Linked DNA regions of Homo sapiens: regions 2 and 3 are each linked to region 1. Evidence: chromatin contacts called from ENCODE Hi-C or POLR2A ChIA-PET data. All regions are on one chromosome and are shown on one strand. Each heading gives the region's core, a stretch centred on a gene start or an enhancer-like site at or near the end of the contact. The rest is flanking DNA. Distances are from core to core; before and after follow the strand shown. Region 1 holds the start of MKLN1-AS (MKLN1 antisense RNA). Region 2 holds the start of AHCYL2 (adenosylhomocysteinase like 2). Region 3 holds the start of TSPAN33 (tetraspanin 33).

Region 1 (4,315 bases), core at 1,789-4,288:
ACAAATACACAGTTCAAAAGTGGGGGAGAAGGACAGGATTGCTGTTTCACTTTAATGCCTCTCTGGGCCTCATAATTTAAAAGGATTTGCATTCCTCAGATAAAGTTCTTTTCTTAACATTTAAACAAATTTTCGTCTTGGTATCATAATATAGCTGTCTGTATGTTAACATAGGAATGCTTTAAATTATTTTACCATTTATAAAATTTGTGATGCAGGAAAGCCATGCTATCCTGGGTCTTTACCTTCTGAGTAGCAATTATACCTCAGGGATACACGTTTGTAGTCTGAGAAGTGCTGGCATTTTTTTTTTCCTTTGCAACTCAGAAGTCTCTAATTAAAGTTCTCTTTTAGCATTATTCATTCACTCTTTGATAAATATTTACTGAACATCTTTATTTGCTAGACACATCAACAGGACTGAGGATACAACTGTGAACAAGATATGTATGACTCTTATCTTCATGGGAGCTATCATTTAGAGAGAAAGAAAGGGGAAAAAAGAGAAAATTAAAATATATTGTGATGTGTGCTAAGATAAAGAGGGAAACTTAGAGTGCTAAGAGAAATGTAAAAAATGTTACCTATCCTGTGTTAGCTTGCATAGGAAAAAAAAAATGAAGAAAACTGTCACCTAATCCCAGAGCAGGTGTTGAAGAAAGATTTTCGGCCAGACGCAGTGGCTCATACCTGTAATCCCAGCACTTTGGGAGGCCAGGCCGAGGCAGGAGGATCGCTTGAGCCCAGGAGTTCAAGACCAGCCTGGGCAACAGAGTGAAACCCTGTGTCTACAAAAAAATTTAAAAAGTAGCTTGGTGTGGTGATGTCTGCCTGTGGTCCCACCTACATGGGAGGCTGAGGCAGCATGATCCTTTAAACCCAGGAGGTCAAGGCTGCAGTGAGTCATGTTCATGTGACTGCACTCCATCCTGGGTGACAGAGTCAGAGTGAGATTCTGTCTCAAAAAAAAAAAACCAAAAAAATTTCCAGGACCAAACAGTCTACAGGATGAGCTGGAGTTAGCCAGGTAAAGAATGGGAAAGAATATTCCATGCCTGGCTTAGAGCAAGCTCCGGAGGCTAGAGAGAACAAGGACTCTATGGGAACAAATTCAGTGTGCTAGTTAGTGGGCAGATGTCAAAAGCGCAAAGGAGAAAAGTGGGGGGGGGGTGGTGGTGAGGAAGCTGGAGAGAAAAATCAAGGCAGGTTATGAAGGGCCTCTGTTAAACAGTTTAGAAGGGTATTGAAAGTCACCAAAAGGATTTAAGCTTAAGAAGAACTAATTAACATGTGTTTTTAAAAAAGATTGCTCAGGAACTATGTCTGGAAAAGAACAAGGACTTGACTTACATTAAGGTAAGAAGTGGAATTATAAAATCTGGGGCCCAAAGGAATTGGAGTGAGTTAATTCCTCCCCTTTAAAGTGTCTATTTTCTTCAAAGATAACCACTATATCATCTCTGGGGCTAACATTCTCTGGCCCTTTCCCACTGTCTCTGGCAGCTCCCGACCCAAGTCACTACAGTTACAGCATTCCCTTAAGGAACACATGCTTTTCCAACCTGCTGCAACACAGAAAGCACATGTAATTTTTTATTTTATTGTATTTTATTTGTTTTTCTGAGACAGAATTTCACTCTGTTGCCCAGGCTGGAGTGCAGTGGTGTGATCTTGGCTCACTGCAACCTCTGCCTCCTGGGTTCAAGTGATTCTTGTGCCTCGGCCTCCCAAGTAGCTGAGATTATAGGTGTATGTCACCACACGCAGCTAACTTTTGTATTTTTAGTAGAGACGGGGTTTCACCATGTTGGCCACGCTGGTTTCGAACTCCTGACCTCAGGTGATCCACCCACCTCAGCCTCCCAACGTGCTGGGATTACAGGTGTGAGCCACCGTGCCGGGCCTGGCCTTTCTATCTGGCTTTTTTGATTTGATATCCTAGTAGAGCCCACTATTAAAATTTCCATCTATAGAAACAGGAAGTCAGGAAAGGACTGGAGGGAATTTCGGCAGGTTAATGATTACAACGGGAAGAGAATACAATTATTGAGGTGTTTTGACTCACTTGGTCATTTCCTGAGAAACTCTTTGCTTGAATTTTTCCACTCTTCAGGTGAAGATGATGACACTGTCCAGGCTTTCAGGAGTCCAACCTCTTAGACAATAAGCGACATACTCTTTGGTAACTGCAGTGGCTAAGCCAAGGAATAAATATGCATAACTACAACAAACAGGTACTTGATGAGAACGTTATCTAGAGCTGCCAGATAATTTAGACCAAGTGCACCTTTTGTTGTAAGAAGCTGGTATGATGTCCACATAGTTTTCAGGGCTGCTGTTCCCTCTAAGAAGAAGGAATAGTCTTTTTCCTGAACTACTCTCTCTCTGAACTTTTAGGCTACAATTATGTCAGTTCAAAGTGGGCAGATTTGCCAACTGAAAAAATGATGACACGCAGCTTCCCAACTCTGTAAGGACTTTTCAGGTCTGTGGGTGAACGTCATTCCCGAGCAAACCAATGCCACAAGATTAGTAGGATGCGGCTCACAAGAAATGTTTACAATGAAGGGCATCACAGACTGCAAACCAAACAGGGTAGGAGGACACGGGACCATTTCCTTTTCCTGTCTCCATCTGACTCTGGAAGGCGGGGACAAGACATTTAAAACCAGGACCACTCCAGGAGGACAGCACATTAGCTACTGCCCTCCAGCTCCCTTCAGTGTTGTTTCCGTAAAGGACTTATAAACTGGCGAGGGCGGTGGCTTCCAAAAGCGCACAGGCGTCCCTTTTCCAACTTGGTCTTCTTATTTTCCCTTCCTGCTCCATAACTACAACGTGTTTCTGTTCGTAATCATCTCGGCTTTTCCTTACCTCTGCTTGTAAGAAAAGTCCTTTGCGCCATTCCCCTCCAAGCCCCAGGGAAGGGCCTGGAAAGCGCTTACACCTCAGACCCAGTGTCGGTCAGCCGTCAAGGAGCGAGCGACGTGGGAAACCCTGAGATAGGACATTGGCCCGGCGCTGGGCTCGGGTAACGATGCGGGGCGGGGAGCGCGGGCGGCCGGGGAGGGCGGCGGCCCCTTTAAGAGCAGGCCACGCCCCCTCCCCTCCTCCCGTTCGCTGCCAGCGGTCGGTGGCGGCCGCTACGGTGCTGACAAGATGGCGGCTGGCGGAGCTGTCGCTGCGGCGCCCGAGTGCCGGCTTCTCCCCTACGCGCTACACAAGTGGAGCTCCTTTTCCTCCACCTACCTTCCCGAGTAAGTGCCGGGCCTTGAGCTCGTGCTGCCCCACCCTTCCGCGTCAGCACGGTTGGGCCAGGGGTGCAATGGAGGGCAGCCGAGCCGAGAGGCCCAGGCGGGGCCTGCTGAGGGGGACGTGCGGCCTCCGGAGTCTTAGTTCAGCTGCTGAGAGCGTTGCTCGGCCTCGCTCGGGAAGGGGTTAGGGTCCGGAGAGCGAGCCCAGGGAGAAGGGGCGAGGTGTGTGGCGGATCCGGGGCGCGCACAGGAGAACCGGAAGCCCAGCGGTTCTGCGCTTGGGATTTGGGGGTTGAGGTTGAGGAGGGCTTGGGGGGCGGACGGCTCTGGGGCAGGAATCGGAGTTGGCGGGGCCCTGCCCGCGGGCAAACTACCCCGAATGTCTGAGGTCGTCCGAGGTGGTCGGCGTCGGGGGACAGTTCAGTCGATTGCTGCCGGGACAAAGTGTAAAGCCGAGGAGTGTCTATTCCAGAGTGGGGTCATTAAAAGTGATTAGCTCTAGAGTAGTGTTAAAAGTCACGGAAGGCTGAAAAGTTGTGGAATCCATCTGAATCCTAGCAGGCGGGGAGAACTTGTAGGATTGGCAGACGTTGTCTTTAATGCCTGGAAGTTCTGAAAAAGATAGGGAGTGGGAAGGAGGGACGTTACCGAAGAATTTCAGTATTACGGCTCATTAGAAGATGGGTTTGTATGGACACAGACACGTTTCCCAGTCCGGAAACTCAAACATAGAAACATCTGGCTTTAATGAATTTGATTTTCAACACCGGCTTTGTCTTGATCCCTGATTTAGGTGTTAAAAAAATTCAGTTGCATTGTTAGGTTTTTGTTGGTGGTGTTTTTTTCTCTAGCAAATTCCTTCTGAAATGCTGAAAATACTCTTACATAGTATCTTATTTATCTTTGGCTTATCTTTGAAAGGAGGAGCAGATCTAACTCCAATTTTACATGCTAGTGGAGGAACTGGCTTAGTAAAGGGTTAAGATCTGTGCAGATCCTGAAGAAAAGTGCTAGTTGTCCCTCTAACCATCTCACAGGACCGAAACGATTTTATGAACGAA
Region 2 (4,344 bases), core at 1,521-4,020, 2.1 Mb before region 1:
TTTCTTTTTAACAGGAAGGAAATTCTGAAAGCCGGAATGTGAAGAAAAAACTTAAGAATCTCTTGTGTCTTGTGAGCTCTGTGGAAATGGCAGTGCTCAGATGCCTTCCGACATGTACTGTGAGGCACAAATTTGGAGATCAGGAAATGAGAGCCTCCATTCAAGGCAGGACAACCACACAGAGTGAACAGATTTCCAAAATAGTAGGACAGGAAAGAAGATCGAGGCAGGTGATTTCTCTCCCTTCTCCTTCTTTTTTTTTGAGACAGAGTCTTGCTCTGTTGCCCAGGCTGGAGTGTAGTGGTGCAATCTCGGCTCACTGCAACCTCCACCTCCTGCGTTCAAAGGATTCTCCTGCCTCAGCCTCCTGAGTAGCTGGAACTACAGGCAGAAGCCACCACGCCTGGCTAATTTTTGTATTTTTATTAGAGATGGGGTTTCACCACGTTGGCCAGGCTGGTCTCGAACTGCTGACCTCAAGTGATCCACCCGCCTCGGCCTCCCAAAGTGTTGGGATTACAGGTGTGAGCCACCATGCCTGGCCTCCTTCCTTCTCCTTGCCAGGCAAAACACAGTGACACCAAAGACTAGATGTCTAAAGAGTAGCTGTCCAGTGGCTGCCTGGGTTGTTAGGGCTGTAAGTCTCTGAAACAGCTGTAAACTGTATGAACCCCTTTGCTCCTGTTTCTCTGAGCATAGAGAGGAACCCCCCCCATAATCTGTCGCGAGTCAACTGCATTTTGTTTTTTTAAAGTATTCTTTTTTTTTTTTTTTTTTTTACGAGACGGAGTCTTGCTCCGTCGCCCAGGCTGGAGTGCAGTGGGGCGATCTCTGCTCACTGCAAGCTCTGCCTCCTGGGTTCACGCCATTCTCCTGCCTCAGCCTCCCGAGTAGCTGGGACTACAGGCGCCCGCCACCACGCCCGGCTTATTTTTGTATTTTTAGTAGAGACGGGGTTTCACCGTGTTAGTCAGGATGGTCTCGATCTCCTCACCTCGTGATCTGCCTGCCTCGGCCTCCCAAAGTGCTGGGATTACAGGCTTTTTAAAGTATTCTTTACATAAAATCTTATGGCATGTGCAATTTTGTCTCTTGCTTCTTAGCTTAATGTTTTTATCATAAGCATTTATTCTGAAAGCCAGAATGCCTTGATCTTCTTTCCTGTGCTATTACGATTTTGGAAATCTTCACTTCGTGAAGTTGTCCTGCCTTGGAGTCTCTCATTTCCTGATCGCCAAATTTGTGCCTCACACTATGTATCGGAAGGCGTCTGAGCACTGCCATTTCCACAGAGCTCACAAGTGTACCAGACACAAGAGTTTCTTAGCTTCCTCTTCACATTTTGGCTTTCAGAGTAAAGAATGAAAAAGGGAAAACCTTGTTGTTAAAAAGTATTGGCAAACAATTTTCTTTCTTTCTTCCTTTTTTTCTGGGACGGCATCTCACTCCGTTGTCCAGGCTGGAGTGCCGTGGCATGATCTTGGCTCACTGCAGCCTCTGCCTCCCAGGTTCAAGCGATCCTCCTGCCTCAGCCTCCCAAGTAGCTGGGATTTCAGGTGCCCGCCACCACGCCTGGCTAATTTTTGTATTTTTAGTAGAGATGGGGTTTCACCATGTTGGCCAGGCTGGTCTTGAAGTCCTGATCTCAAGTGATCTGCCGGCCTTGGCCTCCCAAAGTGCTGGGATTACAGACGTCAACCACTATGCCCAGCTGGCAAACGATTTTCAAAGGCTGTAACAATTGCTCTATTTGTTGGACATTAGTTTTAGACAGTTTTTTGTTATTAAAAAGGACGCTGCGGTGCATGTCTTTTTGCTTACATCCTCTAAATGTAAAATTTAAAAATAATACAGAAAAGTACAAAGTAAAAATCACCTTAAATCCCATCACTTAGGAAATTAACTACTCATATTCACTATTCATATCCCTCTATGCTGATATATGTATCTGAATTTCAGATGATTGCCCTATTAGAATTATAGGTGAAAAGATTTGGCCTCGTTTAAGGCAACGTGTAATTCCTCAGCCTTGAATTTTGATCTAGTGATACCTAACTTCTTTGAGGAATGATCTTAGCTTCCAAACCCAGAATGTGACAGAAAGCGCCACAGCAAGCAAGGTCCTACTTTATCCCTTCTAAAAACAAAGCCACTGAAGTTTGGAAGGGTGTTGAGTTCTCAATATCACAAAGAAAAATAAAGCCACTTCCAGCCTGGAGCCGCCGCTTCTCCTTTAAATACTCGCTCACGTGATCGCAGACGGGCACGCGCGGAGGAACTTCACGCTGTCAGGACAACGAGCCATTCCTCTACCACTTCCCCTCCCCTAAGGCTTCTTGGCGTTCCCTCCCCGGAAGTCACAACTCCTCTGGAGACTTTCTCTTCCTCATCCCCTCCGTCGAGTCACCTATCCTCACTCCTTTCTGTTAGCTGCCGGCCCTAGCGCTCCCTCTCCTCGGCTGAATCTCACTTAGTGGAGGAAAGGCTGAAAGGACTACAACTCCCAGGGGACGCTGCGGGCCCCGCCCATGGGGCGCGCAGTGTAGGTCGGGGCCTGAGGTCCCACGGTCTTCTCGCCGCGTGCGGCCGGGAGCAAACGCACTACAGGTTCCGTGGCGCCTCGCGCGAGGCCAGACCGGGACGGGGCGGGGCGGGGCTGGAGGGGCCGGGACTGGCGGGCGGAGAAAGGGGGTGGGAGAGGAGGCGATGGAGGGGAGGAGTGGGGACATGGGGGAGGGAAGAGGAAGGGAGGTGGGAGGCGGGGCCGACCAAGAGCAGGAGCTGGAGTCTGAGCCGGTGGTTGCAGCGGAGGCGGTGATGTCGGTGCAGGTTGTGTCAGCCGCGGCTGCCGCCAAGGTGCCTGAGGTGGAGCTGAAGGACCTGAGCCCCTCCGAGGCGGAGTCGCAACTAGGACTGAGCACGGCCGCCGTGGGCGCCATGGCCCCCCCGGCGGGCGGTGGAGACCCTGAGGCTCCAGCTCCCGCCGCGGAGCGGCCCCCGGTCCCCGGCCCGGGCTCGGGGCCCGCCGCCGCTCTCAGCCCCGCCGCCGGGAAGGTGCCTCAGGCGTCGGCCATGAAGCGGAGCGACCCACATCACCAGCACCAGCGGCACCGCGACGGCGGCGAGGCCCTGGTCAGCCCCGACGGCACCGTCACCGAGGCGCCGCGCACAGTCAAGAAGGTACTGGGGCCGGGCTGCCTCTCTAGGAGAGGAAGGGAGGGGAGGGGAACTGCAGATCCTCTCGGCACGGCGGCACCACCCTCCACGCCCTCCTTTCTGATCGCAGGACCGGAGATACCCCTTGTCCCCTTAAACCCACTCTCTCAGAGATGCCCCCCAGCCGGCCCCTCGTGCTGGGAGCGGAGACTCCAGGAGGCACGGCCGTACTTCGCTCTGAATAACATGGAGGTAGCGCTCTCCCCTACTACTTGGAATAGGCAGCGGGAGGAGAGACACCTAATAGTACGTCCCGCGGCCCCAACACGCTCCCGGGTGTGATTTTCCAGCCTATCGGGGAAGAGACCTCGATAGTATAGAAAAACCTTACCGCTCACGGGAGTTCACACAGCAATAAGGATGAAAAGATCTTTAATACTTGGAGAACGAGTAAGGTGTAGTCACCTTGCATAGAAATCGTCAGAGTTGTCTGGTTTCCATACAGTTGATGACTTTCTGCCTTTCTGTGGCCAACCGTGGCCATACAGCAACACGATGCTGTGCCCTTCATTTCCAGCGACTGCGATATTCTCTCTTCCCTGAATATGTAAAAGGGTAATGGAGAGATTCTCCTCACTCTTTCGTGTTAAGAGCTTTGTCCTCCCTGCTGGGTATAGTTGGTCACCAGGATTATTAGGCTGTGTATGAAGAGAATGAATGTCTTATTGATTGCTTTATTATAATCTGAAAGTGATAGGAAGAAATGCTGCTACTTTTGGGAAAGACGATCTTTGTGGGGTTTTCGGTCTTAGGCGTCAGCTTCTTTCAGACAGTTTTGAGGAGGTCTCAGAATACCAAGAAGTAACTGCCTAGGTGGATGATAGCCCTGTATTACCCGTACATTGTCTATCCATAGTTGTCTGTCTCTCTCAAAGCTTGTCTTTCTTTCTCTCTTAAAGCTGAATCAGCACAGAAAAACAGGGCAAGTATTGGAAAAGACAGAAGTGTGGATCATATAAAAAGGGCTTACAGCTTCAATTTCGTAGACACAGTATGGGCACAGGGATTAATGTTTTTTTTAAATTGTTGTGAATGGTTTTTAATTGCTTTATCAGAACAGCAACAAAGAGACGGGAAGTGTGCATTGGTTTTACTGTGTGGGACCAGCTGAATTGGAACCTTGGATCC
Region 3 (4,335 bases), core at 1-2,500, 2.2 Mb before region 1:
TCTGATATTCAATTACTTCCGCAGTTTTAACACAATTCCACATGTAACGGCATCGGTCAGCATTATGTCCCACTGCTATTCCAAGCATACCCTGTGCTCCAGCCACAGCAGTCTGCTTATTTTGCACGAAACACATGGCGTGCTTTTGCACCTCCAGGCTTTGGTTCACCCCCTTTTTTTTTAATCCACCTGGATTATGTTTCCCCTCCGTCTCTACTATTCTAAATCCCATCCTCCCCTAATTTCACTTGCCACGCTATCTTCACTAACCTTCTACCAAACGTATTATAATTATTTGTGCGGTTATCATATTTCCACACTGGATTCTTAATTCTGCTAAAACGAAATACTGTAATGCCTTTGATGAGCCTTCCATGTGCCAGCCATGTGCTAAGTGAGCTACATGCATTATCTCATTTAATCCTCAAATCGCCATCTAGGTCAGGACTCTCCCATTTAACATTAAACAAACTGAGGCTCCGAGAGATTAAGTAGCTTGCAGCTTTCACGCAGCTAATTATGGTGGAATCAGATTCCCTCCCCGAGGTTCAACTTGTATTAGTTAGGGTAGCCAGCATAATATATTCGCCAGCTACGCTGCACTCAACCTGTGTGTGCCGGATCAGCATGTTAAAAACGGTGTCTGCAAGTAGACCAAGGGAAGAGGGGCTGCGGGGGCGGGAATTGAGACAGCAATGAATTAGGATGGCGGGATTGGCGGTGATGTTTCCAAATTTCCACTGTTGGGTTGTAGAGCTTCTGAAATAAGCATTTAAAATGTATAGTTACTAAACAAGATTGCATCTACCCTTGGTCTAATTGTTATGTGTAGGTTAGTTTTGTCTCCCTGATTTTATTGTCATCCCCCAGGGATTGTTTCTGTTCTCCCGCGTTCCCAGAGCTTTCGGCGCATTGCTCAACACACGGTGTGCGTACTTGTTGATTTTAATGTATGTGTGTTTGCATATGTGCACAGCAGCTGGGCGGAGGACGTGGGTGTGGGATGCACTGTGCATTCCTTCTCCTCACTCTTGTTCCTTTGAGCAGCTGCAGCCTGGATGCTTTCCCTTAGGGGTAGGGGAGAGGCAGAACCGCTGACCCTTTAACAAGTTATCCCTCACAGAACAGGTGTCTCCCCCGACTCTCGGTGGAGAGGGATGGCTGGATACTTAGTGACATCAGCCACGAGCCAATGGGAAGTCGGGCTCCAGCCGTCGCGCCAATGAGCGGCCGGGGGCGGGCCGGGTTTCCTGGGCGCCTGGCTGGCCGGGCTGGTCCTGCGGCCGCGGGTGAGTCTCGTCCGCTCGCGCTGCCCACCGCGGCTCCAGCAGCTCCAGGCGCGGTTCCCCGGCCCGCGCCGCTCCCGGCCCCCCGGCTCGGGCGCCTCCCGCCGCAGCGCAGGCTCCCCCGCCGGCCGGGCTCCTGCGCGGCGCGGCTCGGCTCATGCCCCCGGGCGCGGGGCACACAGGCCGGCCGGCAGCCGCTGGGAAATAGGCCCCCGGGGGCGGTGGCGGCGGCGGGGCCATGGCGCGGAGACCCCGGGCGCCGGCCGCCTCCGGGGAGGAGTTCTCCTTCGTCAGCCCGCTGGTGAAATACCTGCTCTTCTTCTTCAACATGCTCTTCTGGGTGAGTCTCGGGGTCGAGGGCACCTGGGCGGCGGGGTCCCCCCGCGGGGTGGAAGGGTGGCCCGGGGTGCCCCACGCGCGGGAGCCGCACTGCCGAGTTTTCTGGGCTGACGGCACTTTGGGGGAATTTATCCTGGGGAGGGACACCCCGGGGACGCCGCGTCTGCAGGGGGCGTTGTAGGGAGGAGGGTATGCCAGGGAATCAGTAAAGACTGATGGGTATTCTCGGGGCGTCGGAGGAGGGTCTGTGTTAGGCTAGAAATGTGGGTTTGAGGGAGCCTGTTGGCCCAAGGCGGACCCACTGACACATTCATGATGGGGGTCGGGGGTGGCGGCTGACTTTCAGGCCTGGGGGCCTGGAGGCCCGGCTGGCAAAGAAAGAAGAGGAAGGAAAAACCCAAACCTCTCTCTCCACCACCTCAGAGAGGATGGGTTACTGGCATCATCTCTTCCTTTTGCAGGCCTCATCTACCCCCACCTCCACCCCCCCAAAGTCTAGGAAGAATGGCCTCCAGGTGCAGATGTCTTTCCCATCCCAGCACTGCCCCAAACTTTGTCCCCTCCCTGCCACCCTTCTCAGGACCAGACTTCACCCCTGGAGCCTGGCAATCACCAGTGTCTTTAAACAGGACCCCGTGTTGGGCCGGAGGGCCAGGGGTCCTTTCAGAATCTTCTGCTTGGGGTGGAAAAAGTATTGGGCTGGGACTCCGGACACCTGGATTCCCATCCCACTCTGCCGTTCATTGTTGACTTGACCGACCTAAGCATGTATGTTCATGTCTGCAGGCCTTGACTCCCTCCCCCACAAATCCAACCCAGTGTGATCAGGGGTGGCAGAAAGACTGCTGAAGCTGAGAATTGAGCTGAACCAGATCATGCAATGCCAGCTCGACCCTGTTTCCTGGCTAGAGAGTCCTGGAGGTCCTGGGGTGTGAGAACATAGGGACATCCTTCCCCCATTCACCTCCTCTTCTGGCTCCTACCACACCAGAGCTGCTGCTTCTGGAGCCCACCATCCTTGCCCACTTCAGCTGGAGACCTAAAGTTCAGACTTGCAGGAGGGAAGAATTGAGTCTAAAATATGTTTCCTAGGGGAGGGAGCAGAACAGACATCTAAGCCATTTGCTGGAAAGGTTTCACAGGGCCCGTGGGGTGAGGTGCAGACACAAAGCCCATAAGTGCTGGCCTGTTGGGACAAATGAGAGAAATCCCATAGGGTGGTGATGACAGCGCACTCAGCCATCCTACTCCTGGGGAAAATGAAACTTGTGCTCCTATCAAATGCTCAGTTGTAAAACTGGAAAAAAATTTTAGAAGACATCTTGTCCAGCATCTGTGTTTATGTCTATAAAATGTAGAAAACTAAAGCACAGAGATGTTAAATGTTTTGTCCAAGGTCCAACAGCTGGTTAGCAGGCTTGGTCTGGTGACCTTTCTACTGAACCACAGTGCCGCTGGGGGAAGTCCTCAGCACAGATGGCTGCTGCTATAGCTGGGGTATGGGCAGTATTAGTAGTTAACCAGTCAACCCAAGTTCCCATAGTCTAGGTTCTGCTTCAGCTGGAGGTTAGGGAAAAACACAAGAAAATCCCTTACCACTCTACCAGTGCTGGGGGATGTACTAAGAGACTCCCCACTTAGGGGCAAGTATCAGTGAAGTCTCTGTGCTCACTGAGTGTGCCAGGCCAGTGACGTGACATCCTCGGAGCCAGCACTAGCATTTCAGGGACTTTAGGTCGTCACTCTGACTTCCTTTATCTGCCGAGACTGTCTCCCTTGGAGCCATTGGTACCTCACCCTTGTCTGTGCTCGCCAGTGACAACAGCTGGGTGCATCTGTTACACTTGTGTTCCTGGTCATTTTTTTTTTCTCGAGCTTCCCTACCCCCTACCTCCACCCTACCCCCCTTTTATCGGACAAACGACTTTGAGAGATCTCAGCCAGGAGAGAGTTTGGCTCCACAGACCCATTTACCTTGGTAAAAATGCTTCATTCAAGGTCAGAAGACGTGGGTGGCCAAGCTAGCACCACCCCAAATTAGAATAGAGCCCCTTCTTGGCCCTACAGTAGACTCATAAAAAATCAGAGGCTCTAGAAATAGCACACTGAAAGACAAGAGGCTCAGCATCTTTTTGGCACCAACTTACTGTGTGACCCTAAGCCAATGTATCTGTCTCTCTGACCTTAATCTTTCTCCTCTAAAGGAGAAACAATTTCTGCCTCAGTGAACTATTTAAGGATGAATGAATCATTTTGGGGACTGTTTTCTTTCTTCAAGACCTAGAGCTGGATCTAAGGATGAATCTCCCTGTGTCCTGATTGCCCTTCCTAGGGGACAGTACTTTTCAGGTGTTATTGAATGTCCCTTCTCCCCCAAACCCAGTGCTGCACAGGTATATTCATACAAGAGCAGCTGGAGAGAAAATGCTGCCTCCCCAGATCAGGGGGCCATCTTTCTTCCTAGCTCCTCTTCAGGGACTGGTTCCCATGCTTTCTTTTTTGTAGACTTCCACCATCCTAATCAAATTCTGCTCTTCTGCCCAGGAAGCACCTATGGATGAGATGATGGTCAGCCCACACCCTTTGCAGGCAGAGTGCATGCTCTGGCCGGCTTCTGGAGCTGCCGCATGGCAGTGGTTATTGTGTCTGTGCCTGGAACCCACTAGGAAGGTGTCCGGCATCCTCTGGGCTCTGAATAGTGGTGCTGGTG

Evidence for each region. Hi-C counts contacts between places; a loop is a spot of excess contacts on that map. ChIA-PET counts read pairs that join two places held with the same protein, here RNA polymerase II (POLR2A). Pooled maps may share reads with other maps.
Region 2: a map of CD8-positive, alpha-beta T cell shows a loop between it and region 1 (9-fold over the local background). The contact joins the promoter of AHCYL2 here to the promoter of MKLN1-AS in region 1. A Hi-C loop is called at or near these places in 3 of 168 maps with a recorded cell type or tissue (CD4-positive, alpha-beta memory T cell, CD8-positive, alpha-beta T cell and naive thymus-derived CD4-positive, alpha-beta T cell) and 8 of 50 pooled maps.
Region 3: a loop to region 1 is called in a pooled map, with 1.9 times the contacts of the local background. The contact joins the promoter of TSPAN33 here to the promoter of MKLN1-AS in region 1. A Hi-C loop is called at or near these places in 1 of 168 maps with a recorded cell type or tissue (B cell) and 1 of 50 pooled maps. POLR2A ChIA-PET finds 5 or more read pairs at or near these places in 1 of 52 experiments (activated B cell).

What each region holds. Positions count from the first base shown.
Region 1 is chr7:131,324,741-131,329,055 of GRCh38, forward strand. MKLN1-AS (MKLN1 antisense RNA) reads right to left here and starts at 3,039. Exons shown (of 6, transcript NR_125364.1): 1 at 2,875-3,039; 2 at 2,066-2,195. MKLN1 (muskelin 1) reads left to right here and starts at 3,136. Exons shown (of 18, transcript NM_013255.5): 1 at 3,136-3,257. The coding sequence starts at 3,160. RefSeq lists enhancers at 2,901-3,477, 3,172-3,471, 3,478-4,054 and a silencer at 2,962-3,121.
Region 2 is chr7:129,222,260-129,226,603 of GRCh38, forward strand. AHCYL2 (adenosylhomocysteinase like 2) reads left to right here and starts at 2,771. Exons shown (of 17, transcript NM_015328.4): 1 at 2,771-3,180. The coding sequence starts at 2,818. RefSeq lists silencers at 1-43, 2,665-2,734, 2,855-3,104 and an enhancer at 2,275-2,384.
Region 3 is chr7:129,143,457-129,147,791 of GRCh38, forward strand. TSPAN33 (tetraspanin 33) reads left to right here and starts at 1,251. Exons shown (of 8, transcript NM_178562.5): 1 at 1,251-1,626. The coding sequence starts at 1,525. RefSeq lists a silencer at 1,164-1,373 and an enhancer at 4,236-4,285.